Regions from separate parts of the Mus musculus genome. Here regions 2 and 3 are each linked to region 1. The links are chromatin loops, found by intact Hi-C in ENCODE. Cell type or tissue: gastrocnemius. All regions are shown on one strand.

The links. Hi-C counts contacts between places; a loop is a spot of excess contacts. Peaks named below come from ENCODE experiments on the same cell type or tissue, not always from the same donor. Only the 100,000 strongest peaks of a DNase experiment are listed, where the experiment ranks them.
Region 2: it touches region 1 in a loop (2.0-fold over the local background); 14 of 42 quality-filtered maps call a loop at or near these places.
Region 3: a loop joins it to region 1, with 2.1 times the contacts of the local background. A loop is called at or near these places in 6 of 42 quality-filtered maps.

The regions. Positions count from the first base shown.
Region 1 is chr2:59,744,411-59,746,910 of GRCm38, reverse strand. All of the region lies in intron 4 of Tanc1 (tetratricopeptide repeat, ankyrin repeat and coiled-coil containing 1), which reads right to left. Among named protein-coding and RNA genes, the nearest start is that of Tanc1, 130 kb to the right of the region's middle. In gastrocnemius, a CTCF peak has its summit at 1,237 (motif pointing right); DNase peaks (open chromatin) are centred at 700 and 1,258; H3K27ac peaks cover 306 bases.
Region 2 is chr2:59,598,982-59,601,481 of GRCm38, reverse strand. LOC115489517 (a long non-coding RNA gene) reads right to left here. Exons shown (of 5, transcript XR_003954038.1): 2 at 2,453-2,500; 3 at 884-978; 4 at 376-467. Among named protein-coding and RNA genes, the nearest start is that of Tanc1, 12 kb to the left of the region's middle. RefSeq lists an enhancer at 33-2,500. In gastrocnemius, no CTCF peak of the experiment used is centred here; DNase peaks (open chromatin) are centred at 281, 1,179 and 1,526; H3K4me3 peaks cover 806 bases; H3K27ac peaks cover 247 bases.
Region 3 is chr2:59,674,804-59,677,303 of GRCm38, reverse strand. All of the region lies in intron 2 of Tanc1 (tetratricopeptide repeat, ankyrin repeat and coiled-coil containing 1), which reads right to left. Among named protein-coding and RNA genes, the nearest start is that of Tanc1, 64 kb to the right of the region's middle. In gastrocnemius, a CTCF peak has its summit at 1,537 (motif pointing left); no DNase peak of the experiment used is centred here; H3K27ac peaks cover 2,102 bases.

The DNA of each region.
Region 1 (2,500 bases):
GAGTATGTCTAGTAGAGAATTCCTAGTCTTAAAAAAAAAAAAAAAAGAAGTGTAGTAAACGGTAAAGACTGAGCCAGCCTTCACGTCCTACCAGAATTGTGTGAGTCTCAGTCTCAGGTGATATTCATGTTAAATATGATTTTAGATTAATTAATAAATGCAAGGCTCAGAAACTGAGTTTAAATGCTATGGAAAACATGCTCTAAATTGTAAATAGAAAACACTGAAAGCAATGTAAGATTCATTTTAGAGATGAAAGGCTCATCTTAAAATAGTCTCTCGACCTGGTGAGGTCAAGCCTTCCTTTCAAAATATTAGTGGAAGGAAAGGGATTCTTGAACTCCAGGTCCCTCCTTGTTCTCCAGCTCCTACCCAGGTGGCAAGGCTACCCATCATGCATCATTGCCCATGTCCTTGAAAGTACAAGGCAGCTCGCTGCTGTGCTGTGTTGGCTGTCTTGAGGAAGCACGCTGGCCTCAACCACAAAGCCATCTCGGCAGTCAGGACCTTACTGTACAGGGTCAGTAAGTGGAAGAGCAGACTGGGCTTGTGTCTGACACACAGGCTTGATAGTGAGATCTCTGAAAAGCACACACCTTCTGCGCGCTGAAACATCTGCAGACACCATGCAGTGATGTTCTGGGCGGGGCGATTAGTCACCATTCCCCTGGCAGGGACCCAGATCACTGCAACCTCCTCAGCAGTGGGGCTGACTCTGTCAGTGTTCTGGGTTCAAGACAACAGAAAGGCGGCTTTCTACCCTGAACACACCACAGCCCAGGTGCCTGCGGGGCTTTTATTAGCGAAAGCTGCTACAATGTATCTGATTATCCTACTAAAGCTGAGTGAGATTGACATAAGGTTGAAGCTTTCAAAAACGTGTGTGCACAGGATAGCCATGCCTGTGTTCACGCAGAGGCCAGGAGAGGGCACCGGGTCCCTCAGAGTTGGGGCTAGAGTTAACAGGCACTTGCCAGACAAGAATGCAGGAATCCAAACTCCTTGTGTCCTTGTGACTGAGCAGAAACCACTGTTAATCCCAGGTTACTTCCTTTTGTTTTTAGAACAACTATAACTCATGTATCTTTTATCTAAACTTGGTAATAACACAATATATACCAAAGTAGCGGCCTCCCTTTAAAGAACAAAACTATTTTTCTTTTTAAAACTTGCTGCTTGAACAGTTAAGAGTTTCAGAATTTAGAAGGCATTGTTCCTGGAAGACTCAGTATTTACCACAAGGTGGCGCTGCTCCGATGCCAGTTTCAGACAAAAGCTCTGAGGCTTGCTGGGAAAGGTTTCTTCACCATCAAGGCAAGAAATGGTCGCCACCCTAAGCAGGATGAAGTCCTGGATGTTTTTAAGGTTTTAGGTAACACGTATATGCTTAGCAGTTACACTAAGGAGTTCAGTCTCAGAGGCAACAACTTCCTGCCCATTGTACACTTGGCCTAACAGAACAGACCCTGGATAGCCGCAGCACACCCAGCTTCACGGAGAGCCACCCAGGCACCAAAGCGGATGCAAAGGCCTGAGTGCTCCTCGTTACTCAGGGGAAAATCTGAAAGTCCGTGCACACTTAAATCTGTACTGGAATAAATGAACGGGGAAAGAGACAGCTCTCAAGATACAGAATAATCGCCAACAATTTATATAGATACTCCATGCTCAGAAGTGACGGGCTTTGCTCCAAGCCTTACCTGTGGGCTTCGCACAGTGCCCATGCAGAGAATAAAGTGTCTTCTTTATGTGGTGGACGGAGACAAGGAGAGAAGAAGACAGGGTAGGTTCAGTGTAGAAAGTGAACAGCCACAACCTTGGCTGGATGACGAAGATCAACCAAGAGAGGCGAACTACACTGTTGGTACACACCTTCGACTCCGCGGGATAAAGAGGTCACCCCAAACTCCTAAGTCCTGGCTGATGGTGAGAAAAACATCAGACACGTTCCAATAAGCAGGCACTCTACAAAATATCATACCCAAGCCACCAGGGTCATTAAAACAAAGAATGTCTGAGAAACTGTCACAGTCAAGAATATATGGAGATGCCTCTAACCCCAGCAGAGGCAGGCTCATCTCTGAATTCGAAGTCAGCCTGATCTGTAGAGAAAGAAATCCTGTCTCAGAAAACCAAACCAAACCAACGGACAAAAAGGTATCTATGGAGACATGATCTCTGAACGTGATATGATAATGTGGGCCAGAAAAAAAGTGAATTAGAAATGGTGGGAAAAAAAAAAAAACCCCACAAATACAGACTTTAGTAGGTATCACTGTTGGTTCACTAATTATATCAAATGTATCACACAACGTCTGTGTTAATGAGAGATTGACCATAGACCATATGGAACTTCTTAGTACTGTTCTTTTGACCTCTTCTATAAGCCTAAAATACTCCAAAATAAATGTTTATATATTAAAAAAAAAATAAAGTCAAAGGGCTGGAGAGATGGCTCAGAGGTTAAGAGCAATGACTGCTCTTCCAGAGGTCCTGAATT
Region 2 (2,500 bases), 150 kb after region 1:
GGAAGGGAGGAAGGGAGGAAGGGAGGAAGGGAATAAGACCATGCTAGGAATTTCAAAGACAAAGCGCTTGATATGAAAAAAAAAAAAACCATATTGTTGAGCCAGCTGAAATCAGACTGTGAAAGGTAGCTACCCCTGAGATTAATAAGGAAAGAAAGCCAGGAAGCAGGTGGCCAGGAAGCAGGTGGTAGAATGGGAAGGAGGGGGAAATACTATAGTAGCTTGTCTCTGGGAGTGTCTAAAAGGATGCCGGGAATACCAGGGAGAAGGTATCCAGAAATGATGTCACTTCTGGAGATACTGCCAAAAGGAAGGGAAGGATGGCACCTCCTCCTTCCCTTTCTGATTACTGTTGGCACCTTCTAGTAATCATACCTAGTTCGGAGCCAGCTGAAGTGAATCCTGGGAGATGTAGTTTGTAGGCCTCTGAGTCCCAGCATTATGAAGTAGGCTACAGTAGAGTTGATCTGGAGCAAAGAGACACAGATAAATAATTGGCACATGCAGTGATGTTGAAATGTCTACATTGCCGATGAACGAGCAAGAAGAGGTGAGTAGCTTTTTATAATATTGACAAAGACGTGGCCCTTTGGAGACCATAATCCTTAAAAATAACTCAACGTCAAGGGGAAAAAATAGAATCTAAACAAAAATGTGGGAAGTGGTATCATTCGTAATGAAAAACAGTCCGAGTGCCCCACAAACAAGACATGATTAAGCAGACCGTGTGGATCGACGTAACAGAACACAGCTGACAGACAACCCCCAAAACACATGCTTCCAATAACTCTGAAAATGTCTACATAAAATAAGGTCAAGGGGAAAAAGTTGAACCCAGAACTGTTTGTCTGCTACACTAATGACACCTGTGTAAAAAACGCACCCACGGATATTAAGAACGACGGGGAGACAGAATGACGTCACAGGTTTGGGGTATCGTCTTACTTGGGGCTTCTCTCCTTCGAAGTTGCCTAAGTTCTTAATTAAAAGAGAAAAGTAAATGAGTTTTTAATTTTACTTTAGATGCCAAAGCGACTGGAAATGATGTGTTTCATATTACACTGCTTTGAAGAGAGAAGAAAAACAAAAGCCATTCACAGACGCGCACCGTACAGCCTGGCTGACCGTTTCCCACATAGCACTTTTTACAACTCTTGGCATTAATCACGGCCATGGCCTCAGGCCAGTGTCCAATTGGTCTGGAGATTTTATTTTACAACCTGAGAACCATGGCTGGCTCCCAGTGCCTCTGCTCTCCTGCCCAGAGCCAAGCCTTTCTTCTTGTTGCTGTACTTCACGGATTTTACTGCAGGCCTAGGAGCTGTTAAAGTCAGCTAAAACAATGAATGAAGATAACAGGCTGACTGCAGACCCCCGTGCATTGTGATGGTTGGATCTTTGTACATATTTACTTATTGCTTCGGCATCAGTAGGTTCTCTTCATGAGCTATAGTGCCTCCTACCCTATCTGAAACACACCGCAGAGACCAGGAGGGACATACCTTCTGCCCACCCCTCCCCCACTAAGTGCTTCCCAGATCTTTGATGTGCCCAGCTTCCTGGACTCATGAACTCTCTCTGGCAAGCTAATCCAGATGTCACAGCTGCCTAGGAACGAGTAGAGTATGTGGTTACGGTAGGGAAGAAATGACGGAATAACTGCCTCCCACGGGGGGGGGGGGGGGGGGGCTGGCTGGCAGATTGCCCAAGAGACCTTGGTCATGCCCTGGGCTGGTGTGGATTAGACAGCCAGGGGTTTAAAGGAGCAGTCTGCAAACTTGACCCACTTTCTGTCTTTCTCTTTTGTGATTGCCATTGTCCAAAGGTGGGTCCAACTTTGCAATTACAATTTCAGCCCACCTAGCACTGTATGGCCCTGCCCTAGCCACCTCAGTGTTTTTTGTTTTGTTTTTGATTGTTTTAGTTCCCCACTCCCCCAAGACAAGGTTTCACTGTGTAGCCCTAGCTGTCCTGGAATTCAATTTATAGACCAGGCTGGCCTTGAACTCACAGAGACCTACCTGACTGGGCTTCCCAAGAGCTGAGATTAAAGGTGAATACCACCATGTCCAGCCTGGCACCTCAGTTTTTGATGGTATACAATAGGAAGATAGCAGTAAATTGTTCCCAGTTTTATTGCAAAAAGGCTCTTACAGTCCCTTGGAAGATAGTTCTAGCTGTTTACCTGCTCTACCTGTCCTTGTCTGGAACAGAAATAGCATGTTTCTTTTGTTTGCAGGGGTTGTGTGCCCAGGTCAAAAGCACTGCCCCCTTATGCAAAACGAAAGCAAAAAGCATGCCTTTGATCCCAGCACAAAAGAAGCTGAGGCTGGAGGAGCCCTGCGATTGAGTTCTAGGTCACAGGGTCTAAAAAATAAAACCTTATCTCAAACAAACAAACAAACAAACAAAGGACCCCCCTCCCCCCACCTCCTACCCCCGGCTTCCTTACAGGCATAGCGTCCAGTGGCTCCACAGTGAGAGGTTTCCAGGAAAGCAG
Region 3 (2,500 bases), 70 kb after region 1:
ACATTTTAATCAATTATATTCTGTGTGTACAAAATGGAAGCCAATACATTAATCAACATATATTACATATTTTCAGAAGAAAAGTACTATACTAGATATATATACTAATAAAAAAAAACCCTCTGAAATAAGCATAAATCAATTAAATTAGAAAATGTTAAAATAAAGTACTAAAGTTTCTACACTGTAAGTGTGAATGCTTTAATTGTAAGGCACCAGCAAGCCTACGTCAGCACACTTACCCTGTGAGACGAGCAACGCGCACGCCCTGGAAGCAGCCCTGGGATTGCTGAGAACCCCAGAGCAGTAGAGACAGAGAGGAAAAGACAAGGGTGCTTGCACTGGAAAGAGCAGTGCGGCTCAGAACTTCCTTCCCAGCTCCACTCTGGCCTAGCCTCAAGGCCCTGCAGCAAGTACCAACCAGCAAGGCTGGAAACCGCAGGCTCACCTCCACCACATGAGGTTTACAGCCCAGTCTGCTGTGAAGTGGTTTCAGGATTTAAGGCAACCTTGTGAATCTGAGTCCTTCTGACTTCTCCTCCGCACATGTCTTATCTCGGTCATAAACTCCAGCTTTCCTCAAGCCTGACCATTCCTGAGCTCATGGCTCAGGGCCTTAGCGCTCTTTCTTGCTTTTCCTCACTCTCAACAGCCTTTCTCCTACTCGGGGTTATTAGTCATCCTGCATGCCTGCCCCACCCCCACAATGCTTCCTCTGAACCAAAGACAACACCACACCACCACCACCACCCCCTGCCCTGATTAACACTGGTGCCATCCTGCCCGGATCACTGGTTACAGAGGGCTAGTGTGACCTGCCACCACCGGACTATTCCTTTTAAAAAGGCTAGTCAGACACAGCTAAAGGCACTTCCTCACTGGATTCTAGAGGGCTTCCAGGACTGACTCGGCCTATTTCCTTGTTGTTGTACCTGTCCAGGAAAAGTGAAATCCCTCAGGGTACTTTCCACACTCACAAACAATGACAACCAGGCCCAAGTCAACACTCTCAGGGCCATCCTGCTAGGCTTCCCGGCCAGGAAGGACAGGTCGTGTGTAGGTAGTCACAACTGGGCCAAACCAAATCACCTTGGCAGGCCACCGAGTACTAATAGGTCTGTGCATGTAGAGACTTTCCTCTTCCTTTAAATTGGTTTAATGAGGAGCTGGAAACCAGGCCCCGCCCCCATGCCCACCAGGACTTCAAAGATGAGAACCCAGCACAGGAGCGGTTCTCTGGGAGGAAGGTCCAGTCTCCTCCACCCACTTCAGAACCAACTGCGACCTCGCTAGTGCAAACACAAGGGGAATACACACACACACACACACACACACACACACACACACACACACACACCCAGGACCAGGTGATCACTCCCATACCAAATCTTTAAAGTTGCCTCAAAAAGGCCTCCACTCGTCATGCTCATGTTAGGCAAACGTCAGAGCTTGTGGGCACCCCAGCTGCTCCCACACCAGGCCTTATCCACTGCAGGACAGCACCACCTGGTGAACAGCGGCGGTTTGTATGGCCAGGTGTCCTGGTGTGAGTTCCTCCCGCATCCCCTGCTCTTTTAAGGGGATCAGCCCGGAGGGAGCATCTCCCAGCAGCTGCAGGCCCTTCCATCCATCCCTCTGCATAGCACACCTCCATTGAGAAGGCACACGCACTCCCCGTGTGTGCCCTCCACTACTGGCAGACAAACATCAAAGGATGCCCACTGGGTTCCACACCAGACAGATCGTGGGCCTGAGGCCGTCAGACTGGTGCACCCTCCCAATGAGACCTGCAGCAGGTTATGTACACAGCACACTTGTTCTCTGGCCTCTGCCCCACCAAGAGCAGCCGGCCTGTACCACTGTTTCCGGCAAGGCCAGGGAAAACATCCCTTCTGAATTTGAGAGGACAACAAAGGCAGCCGTAGAAATGACAGAGGCCAGAGGGGAAGGAGCTTCCTTAGCGGCTGACAGTCCCTACAGCTTGTTTTCGTGGCGATGCGATCACAGAGAGCAGGTTCTATGTCTGGTCCTACATGGGTCTTAAGGCTCTCTGCTATAATTATGGTAAGGAGGAGGAGAGGCCGAGGAGACCAGAGGAGCTCTGCGTGGTACTGGGGAAGTTATAACGATAGCGGACTGCCTAATGTACTCCAACAAAAGCTGGGCCTTGAGACTTCTACCCCCAAAACAAACCTTAGATTCGCCAAAAAAACATAGAGCTTTTCGCTAATCTGTTTCAAATCCTCACCATTCAAAAATCTTTTCAGTACATAGAACAGTATTTATACCCAATATAATCAAGTGTCATATAATATTTCTCTACAATATATAGTACGATAAAATGGATCAGTCCTGATAGGATTTTTAGGAACCCTGAAACTCAAGTCTAGGGAACCTGAGGGCCCTACCCACACTTCCCTAACATTTAATTTCCAGACCTAATTTCCAACTGACTTCCATTTTTGCTTGTTTTTGCTTTGGTTTTTCAGGCCGGCATCTC